Regions from separate parts of the Mus musculus genome. Here region 2 is linked to region 1. The links are chromatin loops, found by intact Hi-C in ENCODE. Cell type or tissue: gastrocnemius. All regions are shown on one strand.

Region 1 (8,000 bases):
CTTATCTCAAGAGGAAAGAACCAGGGCACAGTCACAATCAAAGCAAAGTAAAACTGGACTCCAACTGTGTAAATAACCCAATGTCCAACATCTGGGATTTACTAATGATCTTCTGAGCATCTCCACAGGGTCAGCATCACTTCTCTACCCTCACACACAGCTTGTCTTCTAGGCTTTGACCAGCTCCACTCCACTGCTGCTGCTGTTCTTGGTGGCCATCTCATAGTACTGACATCTGCAAAGTTCTGGGGTCTCTTGCAGTAATTGGAAGCACTTTCACCAATAGCCTTTCCAGGGCTCTTTTCTGGGACCCCGGCCCTGCCACACAGTACCAAGACTCAGCTGTTCTTTAGACCTTCATGTGTTTAAAACCAGCCTAACCTGGGTGACCAATTTCAGATGCCAGCACAAGGTACAACCTTGGCCACCTCTGAAAGACAGCTTCTGTGTGCTGACCATGAGGAATCCCTTCCCCAGAAGCCTTCACCTCAGCAATGCTGGTTTCTCCTCTTCTTCCTCCTTCTCCTTCAAGATTTATTTATTTAAGTGTGAGCGCTCTAGGTGCATGTACAGCTGCTGGAAAGATGGCTCAGTGGTTAAAAGATGGTCTCTTCTTAATCACAGTAGATACTTCGGCCCCAGTTGCCCAGCATCATTGTCTCAAAAAACTCCACAGGTTCTACTTTAGCGGCTCTGCTCTCTTGTTAGAGCTGATTTTTTTCATTCCCAGCTGATCAGACACCACAGACTCTTCATACAAATGACCTGATAGAGCATTTTCTTCCCTATGAAGCTTCACAAGCCAGGACTTCATTATCTGCACTGCTCTCAACATTCAGATACTCAAAAAGTCCTACAGAACAGCTCACTGAACTCTCAACACTCAATGACTTTTTAGCCCAAAGTTACAAACTCTTTTCACAAAATCCCCGCCAAAACAACATGGTCAGGCCTGTCACAGCAATATCCCATGACCCTGGTACCAGCTGCTTAGCGTTATGATGATGATGATGATCATGATAATGAAACATCCTGACCAAAAGGAAGTTGGAAGGAAAGAGTTTTATTTGGCTTACACTTTCTACATTGTAGTCTACCACTGAAGGAAGTCAGAGTAGGGACCTGGAAGCAGAAGCTGAGGCAGAGGCCACAGAGGACGTTGCTTACTAGCGTGTTCTTCATGGCTTACTCAGTATGATTTGATGTTCTTGTTGTTTGTTTTTTGAGACAGGGTATCTCTGTGTTGCCTGGGATGTCCTGGAACTTGCTCTGTAAACCAGACTGGCCTCAAACTCACAGAGATCCACCTGCCTCTGCCTCTCAAGTGCTGGGGTTCAAGCTTTGTATCACCACCACCACCTGGCTCAGCCAGCTTTCTTATAAAATTGAGGATCATCAGCCCAGGGGTGTCACCACCCACAATGGGCTGGACCCGCTCCAATAAAGCACTAATTAAGAGAATGCAGCACAGGCTGGCCTACAGCCCAGTCTTCTAGAGGCATTTTCTCAGTTGAGATTCCCTCTTCTCAGATGACTATAGTTGATTCAAGTCAACATAAAGCTAGGCAGCACACCCAGGTTCTGTCTCCTATTCTTTTCAAGGATACCCAACTCAAAGGCCAGCCAAGAGGCCTTCTCTAGATCTAACTTTCACAGACCGATCTCTCTAATCTATCTCTACCATTAATAGACATTGTGGTGATTTAAACAAGACTATCCCCCTATAGGCTATAGTGTTTGAGGATTTAATCCTTAGTTGGTGAAACTGTTTGGGAAGTATTAGAACCTGTGACTTTGTTGGAAGAGGAGTGCCACACAGTGTGCCTCTCTGCCCTGTACTACAATTTGAGATATGAGTTCTCACCCATTCCTACTGCCATGCCTTCTCTCTGCCATCATGAACTCTAACCCTCTGAAATTATAAGCCCAATTAAATGTTTATTTTATGTTACCTTGGTCATAGTGTCTCATCATAGCAACAGAAAAGAAACAAAGATGAATACATTTTGGAATTCGTCTCAAATACTTCAATGTTAATCTTGCTCTACTTCACAAAATATAAACTACTTTGAGTTGGGTCTATGCCTTATTTATATTTTCTGCACCCAGTAATATTATGTGGTATTAATTTTCCTCATACTTTGTAAATTATGTGAGTTTTATCTCACTAATCCCTAGAGATAAATGTATAATGTATCATAATTCATACATACATGCATATATACATATATTATATGTAGTGTAAATATCTGGAAAGCTTTATAAGGGAAATGAAGTTTTCATACATAAGATTAATAGAAAGGGGGCTGGAGAGATGACTTAGTGGTTGAGAGCAGTGTCTGTTCTTCCAGAGGACCTGGGTTCAATTCCCAGAACCCACATGGAAGCTTACAACTGTCTGTAACTCCAGTTCCAGGGCACCTGACACCCTCACACAGACATACATGCAGGCAAAACACCCCAATGCACATAAAATAAAATAAGTAAAACTTTAAAAGAAAATACTAGAAAAAAGTTAATAACTGAATTTAAATGTTATTTACTAAACACCTACGAGCCATGAATTACGTCCCAGGACTGCTACCACACATTACTCTGCTTCAGAGGTATCCACAGCCACTTTGTCAATTCTCTTGTTAGACCACTGCAGTGGGTTACAAATCACTCTCCATGCTGTCTCTGACTGTAAAACCAGAGTTTTCCTTCCCAGCTCAATTGGCATTCCTCAGACTGTTTTTTTCCCCATTGTCATACACACCCTCGAGGGGAAGTTTACACTTTCCGTGACTGGGATCTGCTCATAACCAATGCTATCTTAAAAATTCATATTCACTAAAATGTTTTCTATTCACTCCCATGGGGGTGAACTGAAACTGAGAAAATGAGCCACCATGATTCTAAGTTGGCCTTTACTCTCTGGGTTTGCCCTGAATCCCTACCCAAGGTTTAAGGTAACTTTACCACTTTTTTTTTTTTCAAGTTTCTTTAAAGCATAGTTTATTTAAATTCAGTCTCCTATGAAAACTGTAACAAAGCCCAAATTTACCTCTCAGATGTTAAGTGTGAGCAATGATCTTTCTTTTCCTGAAAGGGTGTCTCATTCTGGCAAGAGGATGTCTTCAGTCTGTCGCTATATGAAAACCCTCTCATGGCTGGTTGAACCTAATGCTTCCAGATGTCTGCTCCAACTGCCATGCTGCCAGTCCCCAAGGCCCTAAGTCGCCGTAAACGCACTCTGTTCAGAATCGCCGCTAGAGGGCAAATCGGGGCTGTAACTCTGCTGAGCCCTCTAGCGGTGACTGTGGGATGCGTGGCTCTTTATGGAACCTATTAAAAACTGAAAAGTTGCACTCGGGAAGCCAGCCTGTGTGACACCGGTAGTGAAGTTATTTTAAAGACATCTCGGTTCTCAACTTCCTTTTCTTAAGGTCTTTAGCAGGTCCTAGTTACCTTTCTTTGTTGATTCTCCCCCTCCCCCCCCTCCCCGAATGTGGCAATGTGAGGCCATCACTCTTCGGGTTTAAAAAAAAAAAATTAGAAAAAGGGGTCTGGGCCACTTTTCCCATTGTCTTTTTATATCATCTTCCCCGTGAATACAGAATTATAAATATGCATTCTGGAACACAGTCTGGATCCTCAGGAGGAAACTGTATTTTGCAAGGGTGTCCTTGCCTCCACCCATCCAGGTGCAAACATTCAGAGTATGGGCTTCCAGTCTGTATGAACCAGGCCTGAGGCCACATGGACAAAGCAAGAGAGTTTCAGGCCAAGGCAGGGAACAGAGCACTCAAAAGACCACGCAATCCAAGCCAATCAGATTCACCACCCACTAGAAGTCTGAAAGGTGGCAGGGCCTCCTAGCTCAAAGTCCATCCAGGAAAGTGGCCAGAAAATCTGACAGGGCCAAGTCTGATAGAAACACTGTCAGAGAAGTTACGGGCTGGGAGGCTCATTACAGCCACAGGCACTGAGAAAGGTCAGTGCGAGCTGTGCAGCTGTTCCATCTGGTGCCAGAGGCTTTGGCTGCTGTCTTCTACACCCAGGCGCTTAGCCTTCCTGACCAGCCCCACCTAGAAAAGCTAATTCTTCTGCTCTTCTAAGAGGAATGATTTGTTGGAGGCAGGGAGTCTCACTCTCAGCCAGCAAAGCTGTCTATGAATGGGAAGGGGGCGAAATGGTGGGCAGTCTCTGGCTGGGGTGAGTTTAGATGGCTGCGAAGGAAGAGCTCTTGGCTGAAGCTCGCGCCTCCATGTTGTATTACATGTGTTCCTTTTGAGAAACAGGAGGGGCCTTGGCTGCCAGGGACCCTGACAAGCCGCGACTTGAGCTGTGTGTCTCCGAGCCTGGGCTGAATTGGGAGTGTAGAGCAGGGAGGGCACTCCTGGCATAGGGGGTGGGGTGGGGAACAGCATGGGCAAAGGCACCAAGGAAGAATGAATCTGCTGCGCGCTGAGGATGGCATGGAGACTTCACTGATTGGAGCTGGGAGTTCTTGCAGGGGGGATGGAGGCGGCTGTGATTGGACGGCTAAAGTGGGGCCAGATTTGGAGGGCTTTGAATGCCCGACCGAGGAGCACTTCCACCAGCTTGCCACTTGCCATTTTCCGACCAGACCGAGTAGGCTCGCTGCGCTAGCTCGTCGAAAAGCTCTCACCTGCTCCAGCTCAGTCCGGTGGCTGAGAGAGGAAGCAGTCCTGACTAGTAGAGGGGAAACGCTCGCGAGCGTGTAGTGGGGGCGGGAGGGCGTGTAGATTCGTTTCACCTTACACACTAGGAAGCGATCAATTCTCCCTTCCACGCCGCACGGTGGCACAGGTCCACTCCCTGCCGCCGTCACGCGAGCCCGCTCCCCGCCCCCAACACGCCCCCCCAACCCCCTCGGCCGCCGCAGCCACCCGACCGCTCCCTCGGGGCCCCCGCCGCGGCTTCCTGGGCCCGCGGCCCGTAGCCGCTCCGCTCCGCCCCGCGCGCTCCGCGCCCCCCTGCGGCCCCCGCGCCGCGCCCGCACACGCGCGTCCACGCCCCCCGGCCGCGCGGTAGGTGTTGTGCCGTCTGCGCCGGGCCGCAGTGCGGCTGCGCGCGCTGGGCTGCTCCGGGCTGGCAGGGCAGCAGTGGCCGCGGCGGCGGCGGGGCCGGGAGCGAGCGAGGGAGCGAGCGGCGTGGGGGAGCTCGGAGGCGCCAGGCCCCCGGGGGAGGGCGGCCGGGGAGGCAGGCCCCCCGAGAGACCCGTCGGGTTGGATTTTGGGGCCGAGGGGGCGCCCGACCACGGACCTCGTTCTTCAGACGCCCCCCAGCCCCGGCCGCTGACGGGGGGCTGAGGGGCGCCGCCATGCCTCTGCCGCGGTGACGCGCGGGGCCGTAAGGAGAACCGGGAGAGGAACCGTGACGAGAACCGCGAGGAGAACCGGGAGAGGAACCGTGACGAGAGCCGCGAGGAGCCGCGCGGTCTCCCCGGGGATGTCCCTCAGGCGGCCGGAGAAAGCGACTCACTCGAGCCCTGGGGTATAGGCCTAGCTTATCCAGCTTCCTTCCTTCCTCCTCTTCCTCCCCCTCCTCCTCCTCTTCCTCCCCTCCCCCTCCTCCTCCCCTCGTCGTCCTCCCCTCCGCGTCTCTTCCCTCACCCTTCCCCGCGCCCCCATCTTCCCTCCCTCCCCTCCAGCAGCGATGGCAGAGGAACAACAACAGCCGCCACCACAGCAGCTCGATGCCCCTCAGCAGCTTCCCCTCAGCGCCCCCAACCCCGGGGTGGCTCTGCCAGCCCTTGTGCCCGGGCTGCCAGGGACAGAGGCCAACGCTCTGCAACACAAGATCAAGAACTCCATCTGGTAAGAGGATCCTCCATCGCTGGGGTAGAACAGCCTAGGCACATTGCTGCTGCAAAGGGGATGGGGGGCGGCGGCGGCATCCGAAGGGGAGGCTAATGCATTCATTGAAGGTGGGTTTCCAGAGCCGGGTGCATGGCTGTGCCACCTCTGGACGGGGGAAGGTTGCACCCACCCCTGGTCTCCTTAGACACACACACACACACACACACACACACACACACACACACACACACACCATGCTTCCCTCTTCTCAATTGTAAGCAGATAAACAAGTTATTTGTGCATTTTTCCATATACAGTAAGGGAAATATGGGTCAAGATTAAGTCATTGCATGATAGTGGCATGAATTGGAAACTTGTAATGTAAAAAATGTGTTGACTCCTTTTGTAGTCATAGGAGGAGCAAGAAGTGTATTGTGAATTTTGACCAAACAAGACATTGCATTAATATGCAGCACAAAAACCTAACATGTCTTTTTCATTCAATTGGATTAGCTGCTTTTTCTGGATGGTTTTGCCTCCTTTATTCTCGCACTTAATTTCCCTTCTAGGGAATTTATTCTTTGTATTGACTGTAAAGGAAATGCTTCTTTTGCACAAAGTATTTTATTTTAACGTAGAAATTTACAAGGTAAAGTGAAATTTTTTTAAATGTAAAAAAGCTCTTGCTATTTTGTGTAATTATTAAAAAGAGTCTAGATGGAACACTAGTCCTGTATTTTCTTGTATGGGAATTTGGGATATTTCAATGCTAATTGAACTCTTAGAGACTGATAACAATATTAATATATATACACAGAGTCAAGTCCATCTTCTATCAGAACCATTGCAAGTGTTCTTTAAATGTGAACTTGGCTTGTTTTGTAGGATTCTTTATTAACTGACCTTTTTTTAAAGCATAGCACTATTTTTAAAATGGAAAGGAATATATGGAATTTGGTCTAAGATTGCTTTTAATAGCAATTTTAAAATAGAATTAAGTATGATGTGAAAAAAATAGCCTTGATTTCTTTTGAGCATGAATCTAGCAGGTTCACCATTGACTATGACTACTAAAATAACAAAACTTGCAATTTGAAAACAAATGTATCATAAAGCAACTGGCATTGAATGTATAGCATTTGAACATTTCAAGACAGTGGCCAATTTTAAATACAAAATTAAAAGTTGTTATATAGTAATTTTCATTGTTTTCTTAGCATGCTTCCATGTCATGATGCTAATAGGAAGTGGGTCAGTGCAGGCTTTTCTAGTTAATACTGTACAGTTGACAGTTGAATGTCTTGGTTTTATTTTTAATTTTAATATGAAACGATTATTTTAAAAGGATTTTTTTAAGGCTTTGACAATAGTTATGTGGCAACTTCAGTAAGTCAGATATGTGAGATAATTTTATGCACTCGTGTGTGTGTGTGTGTGTGTGTGTGTGTGTGTTGTGTTTATGGAGATGGGGAGACGAGCAATACTTTCATTCAATGCATACCTTTTTCCTGTTTTAAAATCTGTAATTTAAAGATATAATTAATTTTGTGCTTACTGTGTTGGGTTCCACAAAGCCAGATGTTTTGTTTATCTCTGCATAATGTAACTTAGGGTCCCTGACATCATCATTGAATTGAAGTAAGCAGTTCACTCTTTTTAACACTCAAATGAGGGACATCTCAGTTCCAGGACCCAAATCTTTTAAGAAAGGTAAATCTTAACGGTTGAATTAGTAAGTCTGTTTTATTGTGAAAACAATAAAAGAGAAGAAATTTTACTGTATAATTTCACAGAAAGAGTAGTTATATAGAATACCAAGGATAATGTTTGCATAATGATGATTGTGGAGTGCCTTTTTACTTATTTATTTTTATGAACTCATCATTTAATTCCTTCAGTGGTAATGGTATTTACACATCTGTGACAACTTAAATGTGCAGACTTGCACATGAAAAAAATCCTGAAGTAGAGAGAGTGGAGCTCAGTGCAAATACACACCTTCATATCAAAATGTGCTGCTCTCTGCCTTCAGATTGTACTGACATACTAGCATTTCATTTCCAACTTTAGTAATTCTGTTTGCAGAAATTATTTTTTTCTTTTATATTTAAAACTTTAGAATAAACAACCATAGTGGATAATAAACATTAGTGGCCATATTTAATATAGACTTGTAACTCCTCCACAAGAACG
Region 2 (8,000 bases), 79 kb before region 1:
TTCCCGTCTGCTCCCTCTCTTTCTTTGCTGCTAACTGATCCGACATTTGGAATGCAGTCACAGCAGGTGAGGGTAGTTTCCACCATTGCTCCAGCGTTTAAACCTACTCAGTTCTGACCATGCTGAAAAGAGGCACGGGCTTCCACTTATGGAAAGGCCAGTGAGTCTGTAACTCAGTGGGAGTGGTCCTTCATGAACGAAGCTGAAGATGAGAGAGAACAGCCACAGTGATGTGTGTGGTCTTTCAGTGGAAGTCACCACACTGAGCTTACGAACAGTTACTCACTGACTAAATAACCGTGAAGATGTGTGGGAGGGAAGGGCTGAGCTGGGGGAACCGGAGAGTTGCTCAGGGCTCTTCAACAAGGATGGGCAGAGGGGCGCTCAACAGCAGCTGGCAAACAGTGGCATTAGAAACGGACACTACCGTGATCAACCAGCAGAGGGGGCAATGGTTTGGTGGCTGAAGTATTTAAAAACAAAATACTTAAACCTTTACTTTGTGGTTTCTGAATGTGGACTTTATTATCCTTGCCAGGGGTTGTCCTAGGAGCCTCTGGAAAGAGTAGGAACGCCCCTTTCGGTCTGACTCCTCATTCACACCCTCCAGCCCTCTAAGACTTAACTCTTGCTTCTTACTTAATATAGCAGGTTTTGAGGGTACAACTATTTACGGTGCTGTAATAAGCTGTGTCCACTCCTGAACGTGGAAGGGTTTTGTTTCAATGCCAGAAACGTGATGCGGAGATAGAAAGGATCATGATGGAGGAGCACGATAGGCTGCTGAAGGAAGAGAGCGCCAAGCAAGAGCGGCGGAACAAGGAGAGGGCACAGTACTACCTGGACCTGGAGAAGCAGCTGGAAGATCAAGAGAGGAGGAAGCAGGAGGCATACGAGCAGCTGCTGAAGGAGAAACTCATGATAGACGAAATTGTCAGGAAGATCTACGAGGAAGACCAGGTGTAAGTCCACCCGGAGACAAACCGCTGCGCCCCCACACTGGGTGTGTGTGCTCACTCAGTGTGAGCTCTGTCGTGACTTTACAGCTCTTCCTCACCTTGGCTAGCATGAGTAGTAATAGGTGATTGGAAAAATAATAGATGTCATGTGTGTTCTGTACATCTCATATGTCAGAGCACGTTTTCTGATGGCTCTCCTTGGCACACGGCTTAAGTACAGAGCGCTGTATGGATTTTGTGGACAGACGGTCACCTTTGTGAACCTTTAGAAGAGAGCCCAGCATTGTGTATGGAAAGTCTGTGGCATTTGTGAATCAATAGACTCTGAACAGTCCGTGTTTGCCATTATTTTATTATTTCTGTAACTATAAACCATTCTCCTGATTGCTTTTTAGGGAAAGACAGCAAAAATTAGAAAAAAAGAATGCAATTCAGAAGTATATTGAAGAATTCCAGAGGGCACAAGACTTCTGGAGACAAAAGAAGCGTGAGGAGATGGAGGAAGAGAACCGGAAAATCATAGAGTTTGCAAACATACAGGAGCAAAGAGAAGGCGAGCGGATGGCCAGAGTTCACGAGATCGAGGAAAAGAGGGTCCAGCGTCAGAATTTGGTATAAAAATACTACTTTTTAAAGAGTGCTAAATTCCTGAAACAGTGGCCCAATCCAGTTCCTAAACAGGTGTTTTATTAACAGCTGATGAAGCAGCTGGAGGAAACACTGCGGCAGCGGGATGACCTGGAGCAAGTGCGGCAGGAGCTGTACCAGGAGGAGCAGGCAGAGATCATCAAACTGAAAGTGAAAGTAAGTGAGCCTCAGCCGGAGGGAAGGTTAGGGAAGAGAAGCCACGGGGCAGGAAGATAGCAGGGTTAGACCCAGCCATAGGGCGGCTGCATTGTGTGTCAACGTCATCAATGCTGCAGTTAAGAGACTTGACAAAAATAGAGTGTTCTGAAGAGCTTGATGCAGCTGGGTCAGTCACAGCCCACACAGCTTAAATGAGTGCACATGCAAGCTCAAAGCAGGATGGAGGAAAACACAATGCAACGCAAAGCAGACTGGAGTGCGAATGTTAATATGAGGCAAAGTCAACTGTGGGACATGGAAGTTTGTAGTCAAAATAAATTCATCCATGTATATGCCTGTGACCTTTGACAACACAGCTTCATGACACATGAAGGAAAACTGATGAGAGGGGGAGAGTAGGAAGATCCAACCAGAGTGCTCCTTTATCATTAATGCACCCAGTCCCCGGGAACAGCACCATGCATAAAGACAGCCTGAAACAGCTGCGCAGCCAGGGTTAAAGAGGACTCCACCCAACAAACAACAGCACAATACAGATTCCATCCATCCACAGAGAATACACACTGACAGCTCCCAGAAACCAAAGTGAACCTCTGTAAATTCACAGGATTTTTAAGTCATTTCAAATTAAGAATCCATAATAAGAATGATTATGTAGTCATTAAGTGCACCACAATGAAACCATGTATTTCTTTCTAATAAGCAATGAGCAAAGGAAAGATACTTGCAAACTGAACGATAATTTTAAAAATATGTGGGCACAGCAGAGGTTAGTGGAAAGTATTATCTTTGCAGTTTTAGAAAGGAGTAGTTAAAAGCCGGTAATCTTGTGTTTACACATATATTTATAATAGCTAAAACATGAGAGTAGCCTTCATATCCATCAGCTGATGGAATGTAAACAAGATGCAGTATGTGAGCCTTTAGTGGTACTAAGGAGTACTCAAGAATACTCTATGAATAGATGACACATGTGGACCTTTGTCCCCTGGGAACAGCTGTGGGACACATTTGTGAGAGCTTAGATTAACTGTGCTGGCAGCTTCTCCACAGTCAGGGGAGAGTTGGTGACAGCAAGAAGCAGACCTCTCTACCCACTCCCCACCAACTGGAAAGTCACTGATGGGTGATCACTCCTCTGTCCTTCCCAGGGAAGGTCCTGAGAACACAGCTTCAGTGAGCACTGTGTAACCATCTTTCCAACTTGCCCTGGGTTGGGTTTCTTCTTTCCTGATACATTCTGTTCTCAACAGAGACTCTGGAAAGTTACTGGGGTCCGAGTGACTGTACAGCAAATGATTTAAAGGTTTCAAGACCAGGTTTTGGAACACAGGAAAGGGCAGAAATTTGGTAGCCCGCACTGCTGGTGACTAGTCTATTCCTTATGCGGACCCAGCAGGGGGTGTATGGACATTTTCACATTAAAGCAATTCTTTGGCCAAACATTCTCCTGCCTTTTGTTCTTTGCAAGATGTCTTCACTACTGAATTGAACAAAAAATTGAAAAAAAAAATGTGTGCTGATGCCATAAACTCGAGGCATTCAGACTAAATGTCACAAACTAAACTGTTCTCCAAGCCCTTGATGTCTGTGCAATTATTTGGCAAGTAAGTACAAAATATGCAGTATAAAACATCATGTACCCAGAACATAAAACAAAATATATGTCTTTGAGTAGCTTGATTAGTTTCAGGAGGGAATGCGAGAGGCACATGCCCATGGAGGAAGTGAGAGGCTGGTGCGGCTGTTAAGATTTTAGATGCATGAACAGTGGCTTCCCAGAGCTTGGGGGCGGGGGGAGGGGATTACAAGATAATGTGAGTTAAAGTGCGTGCTAGCTCTGGGTGAACAGATAGGTGACAGGACACCAACAGCAAGCTGTCATCATTAGACTTCAGCTGTTAGGAGTATCGATGGTTATTATAAACGTTTTTACATTTTTTGTATATGAAAAATTTTAAGTGTTTAGAAAATAAAAGCTCACAGGAAAGGAATTTAGTTGTGTCCAGTACGCTTCTATTTCTCTGAAAAACTTCCAATTTCATTGCTAGATGACTGATTTTTTTTAAACTATTTTGCAGTTTGGGGGGTGTTTTGTTTGTTTGTTTTGTTCTGTTGTTTGTTGCTTTGAGAATTATCAGAGGGTTAGAAACTAGAGTGGGTACATGCAGCATGGGTGTCACAAGGTGAGGAAGTTGGTCCACACCTTGGACACGTGACGTAACCGTCCTCGGTTGAAGATGAGTAAACGCAGGAGTGGGCAAAGGCTTTCACAGTGGCTCCTTTCAAATCAGTCACACATCAGTTCTGAGCCTAGAAACAAGATGGCACCATATACAACTTAAAATTTTAGAATAAATGACCGCCATGCTATAGATCCAATAATTAAGAACACTTGCTGCTCTTGGAGAGGACCCAGGAACCTATAATTCCTGTTCCAGGGCATCCAGCACCCTCTTCTGGCCTCTGTGCACACTTGCACATGTGCGCATGAGCACCCGCGCGCGCACACACACACACACACACAAGTAAAAATCAATTTTAAAAAGGTCATGTCACTTTATTCAAAAGTCTTAAGAGCCATAGTCTTAAGAGGGTGGGACAGAGTGTAGCCGTGAAAAGGCTTAATTCTGTCTCTCTGATTTCATATTGTAATCTGCAGCATAACCTCTGTCTTTTTTTAATTTTTATTTATTTAATTTATGAGTGCTCTGCTGCATATACATCTGCCTGCCTGAAGAGGGCATCAGATCCCCCTATAGATGGTTGTGAGCCACCATGTGGTTGCTGGGAATTGAACTCAGGACCTCTGGAAGAGCAGCCAGTGCTCTTAACCCCTGAGCCATCTCTCCAGCCCCCTAACTCTGTCTTATTCTTTTGTCTTGTTTCCTGAGACATCATCTCACTGTAGCCTAGGCTGGTCTCAAGCTCCTGACCCTCCTCCTGGCTCCCTCTCACTGAGCTTGCCCTCTCATGACAATGCAGGGCACACGTAACTCTAGCCCCACTGTCGTGCAGGAAGAAGCAGAGCTGAGACTGAGGAGGCAGAGGGAGATGAAGCAAGACTTTGAAGACCAAATGGCACTGAAGGAACTCATACTGCAGGCTGCAAAAGAGGAGGAAGAGACCTTTAAGAAAGCCATGCTGGCCAAGTTTGCCGAAGATGACCGCATTGAGCTCATGAATGCCCAGAAACAGCGAATGAAGCAGCTGGAGCACAAACGCGCCGTGGAGAAACTCATTGAAGAACGCCGGAGCCAGTTCCTCGCAGACAAAGTAAGGAAAGCCTTGGTTCTTTGGTTATTCTCATTGAACAGCACCCAGCTCATGTGTTCATCAGTAAACATTTGCTGAGAGAGAGAGAGAAGAGAGGAGTGAGAGAGAGCTTGAGTGTGCACATGTGCACCCTAGTGTGTAGCACAGGACAACCTCACATTGCTCCTCTCCTTCAATTTGTGTAAGGCAAGGTCTCGTCCACTGCAGATGACCTGGGGGCTGGACATCTTGGGATTTCTTGGGATTCTTTTATTGCCATCTTCCACTTGTCAGAAGCTGGAATACACACCTGACTTTACCTGAGTTCTGACGATATAAACTCAGGTCCTCATGGTTGTGTGCCAGACACTTTAGCCACTGAGCCATCGCCTCAGCCCACTGAAAACTATTTATGTGTCATACGTTAGGTATTTGTTTACTGATCATGTGAGCTATACGTTTACTGAGTGATCATTTATTAAAGCATCTGACTATTGGGGCTTTTATGTGCTGGACTTGAGAACTAGCATCTGTGAATATAGTCTTGGTCAAGAACAATATATAACTAAGTTATAAATGTATTTTGTGTGTGATAATAAGGGTGTGGTGACATTGGTATAGCAGAAGAATTACACATCGTGATACCTTTGAATATTAAGATGGATTTTTCCCCAAGAGAAGTCACTGAAGAATTTAGGGAATTGCATGTTAAGTTTGGCATGGATGATCCAAGTAGCATCATTGAGAATAGAAGTTAAAGGAGCGAGTCCAGAGCTGGTGGGGGCAGTAAGCAGTGTACGGAGTCTCAGTGATAAGAGGTGGCATGTGCGCACGCTGAAGGGGCTCCTCAGATGCCACACGTGCAGAACTGATGATCCTGGGGAGCAGGTGAATCTGGAGAGGTGAGCACTGATTGCAGCACGACGACACTCCTTTCTTAAGGGAGCCAGCCATGTCCTAAGGAGCACGTAGAGAGGCAAGCAGCCTGGGAAGGAATATGCATTTGTTCACATTGATTTTGTGGCCAGAAGAGAAGGTTGATTGTTGGAAATGTTGATTTAAAAGTCAGATAGGGAGGAGCCAGGTGGTGTGGCACACACCTTTAATCCCAACACTCAGGAGGCAGAGGCAGGCAGAGCTCAGAGATCAAGGCCAGCCTGGTCTACAGACTGAATTCCAGGACAGCCAGGGCTACACAGAGAAACCCCATCTAATAAGGGGGAAAAAAAGTTGGACAGGGAACCAGCTTGTGAGTTTGACATACTGACTTAAATATTTATGCGTCAATGACAAACTGAAAGAATCCCCAAGCGATCTGTCTCACTGGAAGGGTATTTTTAAGAACTCAGCACAGTCTTGTGTGAAAACTCTAAATGTAATAAGAGTGGCCTCTGAGACGTCCAGTGGCAGTTCTAGCTTTTACAGGCCATAAACAGCAGCAGCAGTAGGGGATGTCAGATGAATTACAGGAAATAATTGAGACTGTATGATTTTCCCCCTAGCATATAGAGTAGAAGAAGGAAGGAATCAAAATATTTCAAAGGTTTCAAGTGTGAGAGACTCAGGGAGCACATGTGTGGCTACATGGAGCACATGTGTGGTTACATGAAGCACATGTGTGGTTACATGGAGCACATGTGTGATTACATGGAGCACATGTGTGGTTACATGGAACACATGTGTGATTACATGGAGCACATGTGTGGTTACATGGAGCACATGTGTGGTTACATGGAGCACATGTGTGGCTACAGGGAGCACATGTGTGGTTACATGGAGCACATGTGTGGCTACAGGGAGCACATGTGTGGCTACAGGGAGCACATGTGTGGTTACATGGAGCACATATGTGGTTACATGTCACAGTGAGGCTTAGGCTGGTTTGGTTTGTTTGATATTTTTGTTTATTTAGTTGGTTTGGTTTTCTTTATTATTATTATTTTTTTTTTTTTTTGAGAAGTGCTTACCCAGAATTAAGCAGCACCAAGAGATTTAAGTGATATATTGGTGTTGTAATGAGAAAGCATCAGGAGTCTAGGGTTGAGTCTTGGAGAACATTATGGTTTAAGATGAGAAGAAAAAAAAAAAAAACCAGACCGTAAATGATATCACAGAAAACAAAGAGGCCAGCAGGCCCTCCTGCTCCTTGGCATTTCAGCTTGGTCCCCTTGTAACTGGTCAGGCTGCCAATCAGTAATTTTTATAAATCTCGTGTTGCTTCACACTTAAACCTCAGGGAACTCTTAAACAGATCAAAGCCACAATTGCTTAGGCCTGGTGTAAGTCAGTCTTGGCCTGAATCTAACCTTTAAGGGATTTATAATGCTCTATAAAATGCAATTTGCCTGACATTTGGTACTTTTAAATGTTGAGTTAATGAATATAGAAAACTAAAAAGGTTTTGGAACCACCTGTATGGCCTAGGAGTTAACTCCTGTAGAAGGGTAGGACCAGTGAACCCTCTCTAGGGTTACAGAGCTGATCAGGACACTCAGAGAAGCCAGCACGACATGCAAACATGGAATTCACTAAAACCCCTAGTAACACACGCTATCACACATGTTTTAGGGTTTAGTAGTAAGCATGCCCAGTATGAAGAACTGGCTTGGATGTCAGTGTTGTGTAAGACAAGTCTTGCTTTGCCCGGGAGCAAATGTGGATGCCTTAACAGAACTTACTAATTCTTAGCATTACGTAGCCTTAAAAGCACTAAACTGCCCATTTCTATTTTAGAGGCCTAAGTAGCTGTCTATAATCCTGTTCACCTCTAAGAATGTGTATGGTTTAAACAAATTCCTAAAAAGACTTTACTACCAGTTTATTCAGGCTTTGTCCCACACCTTTCTAAACCGATCGACCTGCCTTAGAGTAGAATTATGTGAAGTGGGGGTAAACATGTAGTGTGGGGTAGCACAGCATATGAAGGAAAACCCTGTGTTATGCCAAGATTAGATAGGTTACGTCATCTCATTAAATCAG

The links. Hi-C counts contacts between places; a loop is a spot of excess contacts. Peaks named below come from ENCODE experiments on the same cell type or tissue, not always from the same donor. Only the 100,000 strongest peaks of a DNase experiment are listed, where the experiment ranks them.
Region 2: it touches region 1 in a loop (2.5-fold over the local background); 16 of 42 quality-filtered maps call a loop at or near these places.

The regions. Positions count from the first base shown.
Region 1 is chr9:72,527,156-72,535,155 of GRCm38, forward strand. It overlaps Rfx7 (regulatory factor X, 7), which reads left to right and starts at 5,085. Exons shown (of 9, transcript NM_001033536.1): 1 at 5,085-5,825. The coding sequence starts at 5,665. It overlaps 4930509E16Rik (RIKEN cDNA 4930509E16 gene), which reads right to left and starts at 4,703. Exons shown (of 3, transcript NR_045735.1): 1 at 4,655-4,703. In gastrocnemius, CTCF peaks have their summits at 3,277 and 4,805; DNase peaks (open chromatin) are centred at 1,423, 3,265, 4,503, 5,066 and 1 more place; H3K4me3 peaks cover 4,962 bases; H3K27ac peaks cover 5,421 bases.
Region 2 is chr9:72,447,797-72,455,796 of GRCm38, forward strand. Mns1 (meiosis-specific nuclear structural protein 1) reads left to right here. Exons shown (of 10, transcript NM_008613.3): 5 at 733-962; 6 at 1,355-1,571; 7 at 1,656-1,763; 8 at 4,785-5,042. Among named protein-coding and RNA genes, the nearest start is that of Mns1, 13 kb to the left of the region's middle. In gastrocnemius, a CTCF peak has its summit at 436 (motif pointing right); a DNase peak (open chromatin) is centred at 430; H3K4me3 peaks cover 1,902 bases; H3K27ac peaks cover 1,150 bases.